Linked DNA regions of Homo sapiens: region 1 is linked to region 2. Evidence: read pairs that join two places in POLR2A ChIA-PET (ENCODE). Cell type or tissue: IMR-90. All regions are shown on one strand. Each heading gives the region's core, and the rest is flanking DNA. Links, peaks and the distances in the headings are about the cores only.

Region 1 (8,337 bases), core at 76-8,075, 140 kb before region 2:
ACTGTCTTTTCAGATTCAGAAGATTTATAATCAGACTGACTAAACACATCTCCAAACCTTCTAATTTCTTGTTCGTTATTGTTACATGTTTAGACTGAAATAGAGAGGGAAAAGATATTACCAGGTTTACTGCAGTGTGGAAAAGCTGTTGGAGAAGAATGGGGAATGAAAAGGAAAGAGACAAGATTCTTTGGACAAGGCAGAAGGAAGAAGTTGAAGGATTCAAGTTAAAGGATAACCTTGAGCCGGGCATTATGGCTTCTACCTGTAATCTCAAGGACTTGGGAGACTGAGGCAGGAGGATCACTTGAGCCCTGGAGTTCAAGACCAGCCTGGTCAATATAACAAGGCACCCCTGTCTCTATAAAAGTACGTACATGCATGCATACTCATACACATAAAAGATAATGTCAGTTGATGGCATGAGTGTGAAAGCAGAGCTGTGTGAAACATCACTAAGGATAAGATAATAAGGATGTCATTATTCCTAGACTGTGTAGCATGATTTTTTTTTAATACTTTCAGTTCTAGGGTACATGTGCACAACATGCAGGTTTGTTACATATGTATACATGTGCCATGTTGGTGTGCTGCACCCATTAACTTGTCATTTACATTAGGTATATCTCCTAGTGCTATCCCTCCCTCCTGCCGCCACCCCACGATGGGCCCTGGTGTGTGATGTTCCCCTTCCTGTGTCCAGGTGTTCTCATTGTTCAGTTCCCACCTATGAATGAGAACATGCGGTGTTTGGTTTTTTGTCCTTGTGATAGTTTGCTGAGAATGATGGTTTCCAGCTTCATCTATGTCCCTGCAAAGGACATGAACTCATCCTTTTTTGTGGCTGCGTAGTATTCGATGGTGTATATGTGCCACATTTTCTTAATCCAGTCTATCATTGATGGACATTTGGGTTGGTTCCAAGTCTTTGCTATTGTGAATAGTGCCGCAATAAACATACGTGTGCATGTGTCTTTATAGCAGCATGATTTATAATCCTTTGGGTATATACCCAGTAATATATACCAGGTGTATATTTGGCTGGGTCAAATGGTATTTCCAGTTCCAGATCCTTGAGGAACCACCACACTGTCTTCCACAATGGTTGAATTAGGAAACAGTGTAGCTCTCTACTGTAGATGGTTAATAAAATATGGAGAACCATTAGTGTAATCAGAGAGACTTGGGTTGCCAGTGGCTGCTTGTACAACCTTGGTCAGTTGCTTACATTCTCTGTGCTTTAGTTTCTTAATCTGGGAAAAAAAATGGATTGAACTAAATCATTTCCAGTGCTAACATGTTATACCTTTGGAAAGGAACTTAGATATAGTTGAAACAATTTGAATTTCTCTAGTTTTTAGTTTTTATTTATTTAAATTTTTTCTTTTTAAATCGTGGGTACATAGTAGGTATATATATTTATGGGATACAGGAGATATTTTGACACAGGCTTACACATCAAGGTAAATGTGGTATCCATCCCCTCAAGCATTTATCCTTTGTGTTACAAACAATACAGTTATACTCCTTCATATGGTTTGGATCTGTGTCTCCACCAAATCTCATGTTGAATTGTAATCGCCAGTGTTGGAGGTAGGGCCTGGTGGGAGGCGATTGGATCATGGGGAGTGGTTTCTCATGAATGGTTTAATACCATCAACTTGGTACCATCTTCATGATAGTGAGTGAGTTCTTGCCAGATCTGGTTGTTTAAAAGTATGTAGCACCTCCCTCCTCTCTTTCTCCTACTCATAACATGTGAGATGCCTGCTCGCCCTTTGCCTTCTGCCATGATTGGAAGCCTCCTGAGGCCTCCCCCCAAAAAAAAGCTGCTGTGCTTCCTGTACAGCCTGCAGAACCATGAGCTGATTAAACCTCTTTTCTTTATAAATTACCCAGACTCGGATATTTCTTTATAGCAATGCGAGAACAGACTAATGCATGAGATATTTTGATGCAGGTATACAATGCATAATAATCATATCAGGGTAAATGTATTCCTTCCCACAAGCATTTAGATTTGTGTTACAAACAATCCAGTTATACTCCTTCAGTTATTTTTACATGTATAATTATTATTGACTATAACCCACCCTGATGTGCTATCAAATACTGGATTTTTTTTTTTTAATCCGTTAACCATCCCACGTTTCCCCAATCATCCCCCTACCCTTCCCAGCCTCTGGTAACCATCCTTCTGCATTCTCTCTCCCTGAGTTCAGTTGTTTTGTTGATTTTTTATATTGTTTCTTTTGTTTTGATTTCATTTATTTCTGCTCTGATCTTTATAATTTCTTCTACTAAATTTGGGTTTGGTTTGCTCTTGCTTTCCTAGTTAAGATGCATCCTTGGGTGGCTTATTTGAGTTCTTTTTTGACGTAGGCAAAAAAGTACTGCTCTTTCTGTATCCCATAGGTTTTGCTGTGTTGTGTTTTCATTATCATTTGTTTCAAGAAAGTTTTCAATTTTCTTCTTAATTTCTTCATTGACCCACTGGTCATTCAGGAGCATATTGTTTAATTTCCATGTGTTTATATAGTTTTAAAAATTCCTCATTATTGATTTCTAGTTTTACTCTATTGTCATCAGAGAAGATACCTGATACTATTTCTTTTTTGGTGGAGAATGTTTTGAGAATTGTTTTGTGGCCTTACATATGTTCTGTTCTTGAGAATGATTCATGTGCTGAGGAGTACACAGCGTATTCTGCAGCTGTTGGGTGAAATGTTCTATAAATATCTACTAGATCCATTTGGCCTACAGTGCGGATTAAGTCTGATATTTCTTTGTTGATTTTCTGTCTGGATGATCTGTTATATCATCTTGCTAATTGACCCTTTTATTGTTATATAGTGACCTTCGTTTCTTACAGTTTTTGTCTTGAAATCTGTTTTGTCTGATTATAGCTACTCCTGCTGTTTTTTGGTTTCCATTTGCATGGAATATTTTTTTTCTATCCTTTTATTTTCAGTCTCTTTGTGTCTTTATAGGTGAAGTGTGTTTCTTGTAGGCAATGGATCATTGGGTCTTTTTTTTTTTTTTTTTTTGAGGGCATCTCGCTCTGTTCCCAGGCTGGAGTGCAGTGGCGCAATCTCAGCTTACTGTAACCTCTGCCTCCTGGGTTCAAGTGATTCTCCTACCTCAGCTTCCTGAGTAGCTGGGATTACAGGCGCATACCACCATACCTGGCTAATTTTTGTGTTTTTAGTAGAGTCGGGGTTTCACCATGTTGGCCAGGATGGTCTCCATCTCTTGACCTTGTAATCCACCCACCTCGGCCTCCCAAAGTGCTGGGATTACAGGTGTGAGCCCCGGTGCCCAGCCTGTCTTGTTTTTTTAATCCTTGCATCCACTCTGTGTCTCTTGATTGGAGAGTATAGTCCACTTACATTCAGTGTTGTTACTGATAAGTAAGGATTTGCTCCTGCCGTTTTGTTACTTGTTTTCTGGTTGTTTTGTGGTCTTCTCTTCCTTCTTTCCTGCCTTCCTGCCTTCCTTTTAGTGAGGGTGATTTTCTCTGGTGGTATGTTTTAATTTCTTGCTTTTAGTTTTTTGTGTATCTTTGGTATGTTTTTAGATTTGAGGTTACCATGAGGCTTGTAAATAATATAACCATTATTTTAAACTGAAGACAGCTTAACACTGATTGCATAAACAAGCAAACAAAAAGGAAACTAATAACTCTAACTTGGTCTCTCTGCTTTTTAACTTTTTGCTGTTTTTACTTATATCTTGTTGTACTGTCTATGTCTTGAAAAGTTGCTGTAGTTACTCTTTTTGTTGTTGTTGTTACAGGGTATTACTTTGTCACCCAGGCTGGAGTGCAGTGGCACAATTACAGCTCACTGTGGCCTTGATTTCCCGGTTTCAAGTGATGCCCCCACCTCAGCCTCCTGAGTAGCTGGGACCAAAGGTGCACACCACCATGCCTGGCTAACTTTTATATTTTTTGTAGATAACGTGATTTCATCATGTTGTCCAGGCTGGTCTCATACTCCTGGGCTCAAGTGATCCTCTCGCCTCTACCTCCTAAAGTGTTGGGATTACAGGTGTGAGCCACTGTGGCCCGCCATAGTTATTATTTTTGTTGGGTTTATGTTTTTATCTTTCTACTAAAGATATGAGTAGTTACATCACAATTAGTGTTATAATATTCTTTGTTTTTCTGTGTACTTACTATTACCAGTGAGTTTTGTATCTTCACATCATTTCTTCTTGCTCATTAATACCCTTTTCTTTCAGATTGAAGAATTCCTTTAGCATTTGTTGTAGGACAGGTCTGGTGTTGATGAAATCCCTCAGCTTTTGTTTGGGAGAGTCTTTATTTCTTCTTCATGTTTGAAGGATATTTTAACCAGATATGCTTTTCTGAGTAGAAGTTTTTTTTCCTTCAGCACTTCAAATATGTCATGCCACTCTATGCTGGTCTGTGACGTTTCCACTGAAAAGACTGCTGTCAGATGTATTGGAGCTCCATTGTATGTGACTTGTTTGTTTTCTCTCACTCTTTTTAGTATCCTTTATTCTTGAACTTTGGGAGTTTGATTATTACAAGCCTTGAGGTGGTCTTCTTTGGGTTAAATCTGGTTGGTTTTCTATAAACTTCTTGTACTTGAATATCGACAGTCTTTTTCTCTAGGCTTGGGAAGTTCTTTGTTATTAGCCCTTTGAATAAACTTTCTACCTCTACCTCTCTCTCTTTACCTCCTCTTTAAGGGCAGTAACTCTTAGGTTTGCCCTTTTAAGGATATTTTCTAGATCTTGTGTTAGAAAATTTTGGTGCAGCTGAGCTGGCATCAAAACCACAAGACAAACTTCTTCCCACTCTTCCCCTCCCCTTTCCCCAGGCAGAGGAGTTTGTCCCCATTCCATTACCAACACAGGCCCACGGGGAGTACTGCTAGGCTACCTTTGATGTTCATGCCGATTTTCTAGGTGTGCTTCATTTTTTTTTTTTTTTTCATTTGTCTCCTCTGACTGAAAATTTTCAAATAGCCTGTCTTCAAGCTCACCAAATCTTGCTTTTGCTTGATGAATTCTATTATGAGACTGATACATTCTTCAGTATGTCAGTTGCATTTTTCAACTACAGGATTTCTGCTGGATGCTTTTTAATTATTTCAGTCTCTTTGATGTATCTGATAGGATTCTGAATTCCTTCTGTATTATCTTGAGTTCATTCAAAACAGCAATTTTAAATTCTTTTGTATGAATCGTTGCATAACTCTGCCTCTCCGAGATTGGTCTCTGGTGCCTTATTTAGTTCATTTGGTGAGGTCATGTTTTTCTGGATGGTCTTAGTGCTTGTGGATGCTCATTGGTTTTGGGGCATTGAAGAGTCAAGTATTTATTGTAGTCTTTGCAGTCTTTGGTTGTTTGTAACCGTCATTTATGGGAAGGCTTTCCAGGTATTTGTTGGAACTTGAGTGCTGTAATCTAAGTTTGTAGTCCCTGCAACTGTATTTCCATTAGAGGATACCCTAAGCTTAGTAATGCTGTGATTCTTGCAGACCTGTAGAGGTACCATCTTGGTGGTCTTTGTTAAGATCTGGAGGAATTCTCTGGATTACCTGGCAGAGACTCTTGTTTTCTTCCTTTACTTTATCCCAAACAAATGGAGCACATTCTCTCTGTGCTGAGCTACCCTGGAGCTGGTGGAGAGGTGACACAAGCATCCCTGTGGCCGCCACCCCTGGAAATGCACTGGCTCAGACCTAAAGCCAGCGCAGCACTGAGTCTTATCCAGGGTCCCCTGTAACCACTGACTGGCTACTGCCTGTGTTTGCTTAAGGTCCTAGAGCTTTGCCGTCAGCAGTTGGCAAAACCAACCAGGCTTCAGGGTGATGCCTTCCCTTAGGTCCTGTATGGGTCCAGAAGTGCCATCCAAGAGCGAGGGCCCGGAGGTGGAAACCTTAGAAATTTACCTGGTTCTCTGTGCTACTGCACCTGAGCTGCCACCGAAACCACAAGACAAAGTCCTTCCCACTCTTCCTTCCCCTTACCCCAGGCAGAGGAGTCTCTCCCTGGTCCATTGTCACCACAGGCCCACAGGGAGTACTGCTAGGCTACCTCCAGTGCTCACCTAAGGCCAAGGGCTCTTCACTTAGCTTGTGGTGAATGCTGCCACACTTGCAATTCCCCCCGTAGGGCAGTGGTCTCCCCTCTGCCCCAGGACAGGGCCAGAAATGCTGTCCAAGAGCCAAGGCCTACAACTGGCGACCCCAAGAGCCCACTTGGTGCTTTTCTCTATTGTGGCCGGGCACAAGACAAAGTACCCTTAATCTTTCTTCTACTTTTCTCAAGCAGAAGGAGTCTCTCCCATAGCCACCACAGCTGGGAATGTTCTGGGTCATACCTAATGGTGGCACGCCTCAGAGTCTCGCTCAAGGCCCACGGCATGTACTACCTTGGCTACTGCTGCTGATCATTTAGGGCCTAAGCGCTCTTAAGTCAGCAGGTGATGAATCCTGACAGGACTGGGTGCTTCTCTTCAAGGCAGTGGGCTCACTTCTGACCCAGGATATGTCTAGAAATGTCATCCAGGGAATTAGGGCCTGGAATGGGGACCTCAGGACTCTCTCTGGTGCCCTATCCTCCTGTGACTGAGCTGGTATCCAAGTTATAAGTCAAAGTCCTCTTTACTGGTGCCTTTCCTCTCCTCAAGAAGAAGGAAAGGGCCACTTTTGTTGCTGTGAGCTGTGCTGCCTGGAGTTGGGTAAGCATGGTGCATACGCTCCTTTAGCCTCCTTGGCTGGTGTGTCACTAGGTCATGTGTCCCCCCAAATGTGCTGGCTCTGAGCCCAGCACGGCACTAGGACTTGCCTAGGAATTGTTGTCCTTGTGGCCTAGACAGCCTTTCAAGTTAATTTAGAACTGTGGGGGTAAAGCTTGTGAAAGTTCCAGGCTACTGGTATGGGCAGTTCCCCTGTGGCTAGTGCTGGTCTCAATGCCTTCTTCATGGGCATCACCTGAGTTCTGCCCAGCATTGCTTTCTGCTGTGACAGGGCATCAGTGAGTTCCAATGCAAAGCCCACAGTTGGTGTGCTCTCCGTCCCCCAAGTGCACAGATTGTCTCTCCGCACCATGCAGTCTCTGCTGGTGGATGGGGAGGTGTATTAGTCTGTTTTCACACTGCTGATAATAACATACCGGAGACCGGGTGATTTATACAGGATAAAGGGTTAATTGGACTTACAGTTCCGCATGGCTGGGAAGCCTCACAATCAATGGTGGAAGGCAAGGAGGAGTAAGTCACATTTTAACTTGAATGGCAGCAGACAGAGAGAGCTTGTGCAGGGAAACTCCTCATTGTAAACCCATCAGGTCTTATGAGACTTACTCACTATCATGAGAACAGCACGAGAAAGACCTGCCCCCATGACTCAATTACCTCCTACCGGGTCTCTCCCACGACATGTGGGAATTCAAAATGAGATTTGGGTGGGGACACAGCCAAACCGTATCAGGAGGGGTGATGTCTGCAATTCAAGACCCTCTTTCTTACCCTTTTCAGTGCCTCTTTCAGCAATATGAAGTTAAAACCAGGTACTGTGATCGCTCACCTGATTTTTAGTTCTTATGAAGGTGCTTTTTTGTGTAGATAGTTGTTAAATTTGGTGTTCCTGTAGGGACGACAATCAGTGGAGCTTCTATTTGGCCATCTTGTTCTGACTCCCTCTTATCTAGGTTTTAAAAAACAAGTTTCCTCCCTACTTTTTGATTCTAATGGATAATTCCAAGCTTCTCTAGTGTGTTTAATGGTTTTTTTAAAAAGGTATTTATTTATGACAGGGTTTTAAAAAAATTTTTTTTATTAATGAATGAATGACAGGGTCTTGCTCTGTCTCCCAGGCTGGAGTGCAGTGGTGTGATCACAGCTTACTGCAGCCTCAGCCTCCCAGGCTCAAGTGATTCTTCCACCTGAGCCTCCTGAGTAGCTGGGACTACCAGCAACACAGCTAACCTTTCATTAAATGGAAGCCAATAGCAAATCAGATTATACAATTAGCACTAAAGTTGCTATTTAATCAATATATATTTTAAGAAATATATTCATCAATAGGTTATAACTTGAAAGTGTTTATTAGAGAAACAATGTATTGGTCCATTTTCATGTTGCTGATAAAGACATACCCAAGACTGGGTTATTTATAAAGAAAAAGAGGTTTAATGGACTCACAGTTCCACGTGGCTGGGGAAGCCTCACAATCATGGCAGAAGGCAAAAGGCACGTCTATGTGGTGGCAGGCATGAGAGAAAATGAGAGCCAAGTGAAAGGGGAAACCCCTTATAAAAACATCAGATCTGGTGAGACTTTTACTTACCACTTATTCACTA
Region 2 (8,337 bases), core at 282-8,281:
CTCGAAACATCCTGAGCAATACTTATAATTTTACAGATGAGGAGGCTGAGGCATGGAATAAAGAGTAATTTGAGCAGGGTTGCTGAGCTGATCGGTGTGGCAGGTCTGCAATTGATAGCCAGGAAATTTAGGTCTTCAGTGAGCGCTTCTGACGACTATACCGTGTTATCTCTTAAGGAGTCTTGATTATGTAATGTAAGATTTTGTCTCTCTGCTATCAGTGTAGTAAGATGTACTTTTTGCTATAAGAAATCCAAAATAAGCTAATATCCTGGTAATAAAGTACTTTTACAACATGAAAAGTATAGAGGTATGCTTTATTTCTATTTCAGTAATTCAAACTTGATTCTCATACAATCGTTAGTTATTTTTATGAGCGAGGAATATGTTCATAGTCTCTCAACAAGAAATCTCTATGTTGGTGGAGTTTTAAAAAATATATTTATGCTTCCCTAAGATAGTGGCCAAGTTTGAAAAAAATAGAGCAGTACCTAAAGGGTAAGAGGGATGGATGTTGTTGCTTATCTCATAAAGATAAATTTTTATCATTTTTATTGAATTATTACAGGGTTGTTTTACCATCAACCTGTTAATGTTATTCTTACTGGAAATTAAATTATAGAGATTTAATTGTTAAAATCTAAATATGGAAAAGGTTGGTGGTGAGTTTTCAACAATTCTTTGAGATGTTTTTCTGGGCTTTGGAGAGTATTTCTTTGGCTGAAAGTGGGGAAGAAAAAGGATGGAGTTACTTGCATAGTTCAAAAATTGTTGCAGCTGGAATATGTTAGTTCATATCCTCATTTAATGAATGTTCTATATCCACTGGTGAATTCACACTTTCAACAGCACGATATATCTAGCTACTGTGTGGATTTAAGGTCCTACATTTACTTGTCAGCAAGAGACACAGTAGGAAGTTCTTTAAGAAAATGTGAATCATAAACAGGTGCAATTTTTATACAGAATCTTTTTTTTTTCTGTTAGTGAGTAGACTTTTGAACCAGCTGACAGTCCTCCATTGACTCTTCCAAAGTATTTGAATTTGGAACATGGTGTTTTCTTGATAAGAATGTATGTTTTGAATCTATATTAAAATTTTTGAGAGACTTTAGAAAGTTTAGTGTAAAAGTCGTGTTTATAAAATATGGGAATTCTAGTGCACACTGACCAGTTAAAATTTATATTCAGATTGTTGATTTAGAATAACACTGTAACTTGATCCTAGTTATAATCTTTATTAGGCTAGGTGATAACTGTTACCCAAATGGTTGAGTTGCTACTGCATAATTCTGTGTTGGTCAAAGATGAGAACAACTTTATCCCTGATGGGAGAAAGACATTTTAATGTTATCATTCTGTGAAAAGGAGGGTATGTCAGGAGGTCTGGTGAGGGCAGTAGGGAGGAAAAAGACTTGAAGGACCATAATTTACTACAAAATGCCTATGATCTAACAGAGTTAGGATGGACAAGTTCTTTTTATGCCGTCTCTTGAGTTCTGTTCTCCACAGCACGCTGGCACACCCCTTTACTCAAATAGCAACTATGTATTCTGGATTTCCTGGAACAGGCCAACTTTTTGGTATTTCATCCTGTTTTTCCCATAAGTGCACTAATACTGCTTAGACTCTATGTCCCATTTTTAATAGTATCCTTAGAAAAATAACTGCTCTTCAAAGTAAATGATAGGTAAAATATTTTGGAGCATTTGGCAGTGGGGAAATAATAAGTATTCTTAAGGCTTAGGCACCGAAGTTTGAATGTGCCTTCCTATAACTGGCAAGTGCTACTTCTGGTAGAGTATCCTAATGGTTTAATATATACCATTTTAAATATGTCAGTTAAATCAACGTAGTTGTGGTGTTTTCAACTTATTTAAAATATTGAATTTTTTGTTAAAATGAGCAACTATTTTTTAATTCATCCATTTCCGTTGGAAACAATATGTTTGGAGGCTCTCCATTTGTTTCTGTTTTTTTTTGTGGTGAGGAAAGAAAAAAATACTTTATATCTTTAACCTGTTTTTTAAAAAGAAAGTTGGCATGAATATGTCTTAAGGGAAGTTAAACAGAATATATACCCAAAGTATTAACAAATGAAAAACAAAGACTACAGTTTTAGCCTACTTTCTCTTTCCACATATTTCACTTCTCATTTAAAAATTGTATGCATCTTTGAAGACTAGAACTGAGGTGCTTACAACAGTGGTTTGAGGATATTTTAAAATCCCTTTTTATATATTTCTGAATCTGGAAAGGGAATCATTGATGATCTTAATAAAATATAAATCAAGATATTGCATATTAACGACTTTATAAAACAAACTGTGAATACATTTGTCATTATAGATTTTCCTAACCCTCTGCAACCAACAGAGCTTTCTTGTAGAGCAGTGTATTACAGCTTTCCTTTCAAAATGTATTTGTACATTGGCCAAGGAAGCATCTCTTCATTGTGAAGATGTTACAAATATCTTGATAGGGGAAGAAACTTTTTCTGAGCTTATTATAGTGGTGCTAGTTACCTTTTAAAGAAGATACACGTCTAGTAGTAAACACCTAGAATGTCTGCTATAAAATAACTTAAAGGTATAGTTTTCTATACTCTTTAATTTTACAGAAGGGAGGCAGCATTCTGAGATATTTGCATATTGTGTAAGATTATGTTGCTAAATGTAAGTATTTAATTTGTTAGAATCATAGACTCCTAGAACTTGAGGAATAAGAGGAGACTTGTTTTACCTTTGTCAGTTTTGTTCTGTTTGAATTTTTAAGAAGCTAATGAATTTTTAGATCCCCATTAGTTGCTCTTTAAATTATTTTAATACTTTATAAACTGATTTTTTAAATTTTAACAGTACTTAAATGTAATAACTTTATACCATGTGTTTATTAGTTATTAACTTACAGTAGAAAATCTACTTGAAACAGCTTATTATTTTAAAAGAACAAAACGCTTTGAAAAAGAATGGTTTATTTTAAAAGGTGCCACCCATGAATGCAATCCATATTTTAAAAGCTGAGAGTTGGGTAAGACCTTTAAGGGAGGTCTCATGTCTGAGCGCTTTCCATCTACCTGCTGAAGTCTGATTTAAGTCTCATCTGCTACCTTGTATCTTTAGTCTCATAAAGAACTTTAAGACAAAAATTATGGAATAAATTGCCAGAAAAGCTAAGAGAAGTTTTGCTTACAGTACAAGAAATACCTCATATAACACAGACTGTGTTTCATCCTGCTAATGGGATAGCCCAACAGCTTTCTTCCATCCGTGTGTGATGTCTGGGTATGCCTATATGAGAAATAATACGTGAATATGCACCTAGAATAACAGCTCTTTTAAAGTTTTGTTTGAACTAAGTGCAAGTTTGGCAAGATGCCATACTATTTTTTGATAGCATACAAATTCAAGCACTAAAATAAAAGACTACCTCCTGGTAAAGTGTTGTACAGTGTACTTCCTAATTTAGCTGAAGCTAAACTCAAAATTTGAACTTTGCATAGAAAATGTTAGGAATTTTTTTTGTCTGTTTACCTTACGTTTTGCAGTATTTTGTTTCTTTATGGGTGTATCCGAGATTATGAAAAGTCATTGAAGCCAAGTGTGGGGACTTGATCCCTAAGCAGAATTCACTGGATTATCATGTCTTCCTGCCTAACCCAGGTCTCTGCATGACAAGAATAGTTTTAATGCAGATTTTGCTCTCTTCTCTTTCTGAGAGACCTGAAAAGTTTAGCTTTCCAAAGGCTTCCCTGCATGCGAGGTAAATAGATGGAGCAGAACTATCAACAATCTATAATTAAGCAGCTTGACTACCTGTCAATAGGAAATGCCCTCTGTGTCTACCACACAAGTGAATTACAGGAACCTCAGAGATACTGCAGGTTCGGCTCGAGACCACAGCAATAAAGCAGATGTTGCAACACAGTGAGTCACACAAATTTTTTGGTTTCCCAGTGCATCCAAAAATTATGTTTATACTGTATTGTAGCCAATTAAGTGTGCAGTGACTTTATGTCTAAAGAGGACAATGCATATACCTTAATAACAAGTACATTATTGGGCTAAGCACAGTGGCTCATTCCTGTAATCCCAGCACTTTGGGAGGCAAATGCAGGAGGATCACTTAAGGCTAGGAGTTCAAGACCAGCCTGGTCAACATAATGAGACCCCCATTTCTACAAAAAATTAGCCGGGCTAATTTTTTAAGTTTTCAGCTTAGGCGGAGGATCACTTGAGCCCAGGAGTTCAAGGCTGCTATGAGCTGGGATCACGCCACTGCACTCCAGTGTAAGCAACAGAGCGAGACCCTGTCTCTTAAAAAGAAAAATAAGAAAACTTTATTACTGAAAGATCCTAACGATCATCTGAGCCTTTAGGGAGTCATAATCTTTTTGCTGGTGAAGGGTCTTTCCTTGATGTGGATGGCTGCTCACTGATCAAGGTGGTGGTTGCTGAAGGCTGGAGTAGCTGTGGTAATTTCTTACAATAAAACAACGATGAAATTTGTTGCATCAGTTGACTCATCCTTTCACAAAAGATTTCTCTGTAGCATGAACAGTTGTTTGGCAGTATTTTACCCACAATGTAACTTCTTTCAAAATTGGAGTCAGTCCTCTCAAACTCTGCCACGGCTTTATCAACTGATATTATGTAATATTCTGAATCCTTTGTTGACATTGCAACAGTGTTCATAGCATCTTTACCAGGAGTAGATTCCATCTTAAGTAATCACTTTCTTTGCTTATTCCTAAGAAGCAACTCTTCATTTGTTCAAGTTTGATCATAAGATTGCAGCAAATCAATATCTTTAGGCTCCACTTATAATTCTAGTTCTCTTGCTATTTCTACCATCTTTGCAGTTACTTCCTCCATTGAAATCAAACCCCTCAAATCATCCATGAGAGTTGGAATCAACTTCTATCAAGCTCCTATCAACTTGATATTTTGACCTCATCTCATGATCACGAATGTTCTTAATGGCGTCTAGAATGGTGAATCCATTCCACAAGATTTTCAGTTGACTTTGCCCAGATCCATCAGAGGAATCACTGCGAATGGGAGCTATTGCCTTACAAAATGTATTTCTTCAATAATAACACTTGAAAGTCAAAATTACTCTTTGGTTTATGGGCTACAGAATGGTTGTTGAGTTAGCAGGTATGAAAGCAACATTCATCTCCTTATACATCTCCACCAGAGCTCTTCGGTGACCAGGTGCATTGTCAGTGAGCAGTAGTGTTTTGAAGAGAATCTTGTTTTTGAACAGTAGGTCTCAACAGTGGACTTTAAAAATATTCAGTAAACTGTGCAGTAAACAAGTGTGCTGTCATCGCAGCTTTATATAGCGTAGGTAAAGTTGATTTAGCATAATTATTTAAGGCCCTAGGATTTTTGGATTAGTAAGTGAGCATTGGCTTCAACTTAAATGTCACCATCTGCATTAGCCCCTAACAAGAGGGTCAGCCTGTCCTTTGAAGCTTTGAAGCCAGGAGCTGACTTCTCCTCTCTAGCTCGGAAAGTCCTAGATGGCCTCTTCTTCCAAAAGAAGGCTGTTTGTTACCCACACAATGGGTGGGTTTGATTGCTTGGTGGATGACAGTCCATTTACCATAATCGAGGATTCAGCAAGGAGATTTTATTACTTGTAATAAGAAGAATGCTGAGGATAGTTCCCAAAGCAAAACCTTCCTGAACAATGGTGAAAACAAGCTTTTATTGGGCTGGTTAACTGAGTCATTGTATGTTGAGGTGGAGTAAAGGCAGCACCCGAGCAGTCCCTGATGATGCTTCTATATATGCTGCGTGTATAGAAAATGGGGGCTAAGCTTCTCTCTGGGCAGGGATTTTAGTATGCATTGAAGGGAGTTTGCCAAAGTTCATCTGCAACTGACGCATCTCTAGATCCAACTGGTTTTTCTGGGGCTAAGCTTCTTCCTGGAAGTTTTTTTGAAATAACAAAAGCTCAAGGTATAACACTTACAAGTGAGTGCTTTTTCACAGTGGATACCCAAAAACCCAGGGACCCTAAGCTACATTTTGTCTGCACTGAAAATCTAGACTTAAATAGCCACCTTCATCAGTGATCTTAGCTAGATATTCTGGATAACTTGCTGCAGCTTCTCCATCAGCTGCTGCTGCTTCATCTTGCACTTTTTTTTGTTTTTTGGAGGTAGGGTCTTGCTCTGTCACCAAGGCTGGAGTGCAGTGGCGTGATCACAGCTCACTGCAGCCTCAACCTCCCAGGCTCAAGCTCCTCAGCCTCTCAGGTAACTTGGACTACAGGCATTCACCACCATATCCAGCTACTTCTTCTATTTTATGTAGAGATGGGATCTCCCTGTGTTGCCCAGGCTGGTCTCAAACTCCCACATTCCACTTTTATGTTAGGAAGACTGCTTTTTCCTTTGTGTCTCATGAGCTAAACCTCTATAGCTTCCAGCTTTTCTTCTGCAGTTTTCTTACTCTCTTAGCCTTCGCAGAATTGAAGTTAGTTACAGCCTTGCGCTGGATTAGGTTTTGGCTTGAAGGAGTGATGTGGCTGGTTTGATCTATTCAGACCACTAAAACTTTCTTCATATCAGCAATAAAGCTCTTTCACTTTCTTATCATTCATGTGTTCACTGAAGTAGCACTTTTAATTTCATGCAAGAACTTCTCTTTTGCATTCACAACTTGGCTAACTGTTTTGCACAAGAGGTCTAGTTTTCTGCTTGTCTGGGCTGTCAGCATGGCTTCTTCATAGGCTTCATCATTGCTAGCTTTTGATTTAAAATGAGAGAGATGTGATTCTTCCTTTCATTTGAACACTTAGAGGCTATTGTAGACCTAATTTCAGTATTGTTGCGTCGCAGGGAACAGGAAGGCCCAAGGAGAAGGGGAGAGAGTAGAAGGTGGCCAGTCAGTGGAGCAGTCACACAACATGTATCGAGAGTTTGCCATCTTCTATGGGTGTGGTTCATGGTGCCCCAAAACAATTAAGATTCTAACATCAACAATCACTGATCAGAGAGATCGCTGGTGGTGGTGGTGGTGGTGGTGGTGGTGGTGGTGGTTGTTGTTGTTTGAGACGGAGTCTCTATCGCCCAGGCTGGAGTGCAGTGGCGCCATCTCAGCTCACTGCAAGCTCCGCCTGCCGGGTTCACACCATGCTCCTGCCTCAGCCTCCCGAGTAGCTGGGACCACAGGCGCCCATCACCACGCTGGGCTAATTTTTTGTATTTTTAGTAGAGATGGGGTTTTACTGTGTTAGCCAGGATGGTCTCAATCTCCTGACCTCGTGATCCGCCCACCTCGGCCTCCCAAAGTGCTAGGATTACAGGTGTGAGCCACCGCGCCTGGCCAGAGATCACTGTTCACAGATCTCATACTAATGAAAAAGTTTGAATTAGTGCAGTAATTACCAAAATGAGACACAGAGACATAAAGTGAGCATGTACTGCTGGAAAATGGTGCTGATGGACTTTCTTGACACCTGATTGTCACATATCTTCAATTTGAAAAACAAAAAAATGCAATATCTAAGAAGCACCGTAAAACAAAGGGCAATAAAACACGGCATGCCTGTAAATGGCAGTAAATCAGAAAGTAAGGTCATCATGAGGTTCCTATATCATGTGTGCATTCTGATTTGATAATTCTGATTCCATCTCATTTTTTACAAATGGGTTTGAACTAGATCTCCATTTGTGTTCAATTTTCTGCCTTAATTATGTGCCCATACAGATTTAAACTAAACACAGATCTTCTGTGGTCACAAATTATTGACCTCTGTTATGTTTTCAAAGCCTGCCAAATACTTTAAGTAAGCAAATCTATCCATGGAAAATTCTATAAGGGCTACCCTTTGGCTCCTAAGAGATAGTTTTTGGAATTTTTTTATGGTTCAGATATTTTTGTAGCTGATTCAACAAAATGAACTTTTTAATTTCATAAACATTCTTCTCATTGACAAGGCAGATGTGACTAAAAGAGATGAGAAATAATAAGAACAAAACTTGTTACTGATACATATAGTTGAATTACACCCAAAAATAGTTCAACAGTTATTAAAAACTGCTTTTTTGAGAACTTTTAGCTCTTCTCCAACTTGTAATCATGAGAAAATAAGTGAGTAGTAACAGGACCATAATGTTTTTACAAATCCAGACACCTTTATGAAACATTTAAACTATCCAGAACGTAAAAAGGAGAAGAAACAAAGGCTGTTGAACAGTAGGAGGGCTATATAAACACCTCCAGGACCTCTGTAATAACCTTTCTATTGCTCTGAGTTCTGCCATACAAACTCAGCATGTGAACAAATTATTCATGCCTCGGGACATATTAAGTTGTTATG

Evidence for each region. ChIA-PET counts read pairs that join two places held together with the same protein. Peaks named below come from ENCODE experiments on the same cell type or tissue, not always from the same donor. Only the 100,000 strongest peaks of a DNase experiment are listed, where the experiment ranks them.
Region 1: POLR2A ChIA-PET joins it to region 2 with 17 read pairs; 2 of 35 experiments call an interaction of 5 or more read pairs at or near these places.

Annotation. Positions count from the first base shown.
Region 1 is chr3:23,310,359-23,318,695 of GRCh38, forward strand. The region is part of intron 3 of UBE2E2 (ubiquitin conjugating enzyme E2 E2); the gene reads left to right. Among named protein-coding and RNA genes, the nearest start is that of UBE2E2, 110 kb to the left of the region's middle. In IMR-90, for the core only: no CTCF peak of the experiment used is centred there; no DNase peak of the experiment used is centred there.
Region 2 is chr3:23,451,375-23,459,711 of GRCh38, forward strand. The region is part of intron 3 of UBE2E2 (ubiquitin conjugating enzyme E2 E2); the gene reads left to right. Among named protein-coding and RNA genes, the nearest start is that of UBE2E2, 250 kb to the left of the region's middle. In IMR-90, for the core only: no CTCF peak of the experiment used is centred there; DNase peaks (open chromatin) are centred at 3,937 and 4,557; H3K27ac peaks cover 272 bases.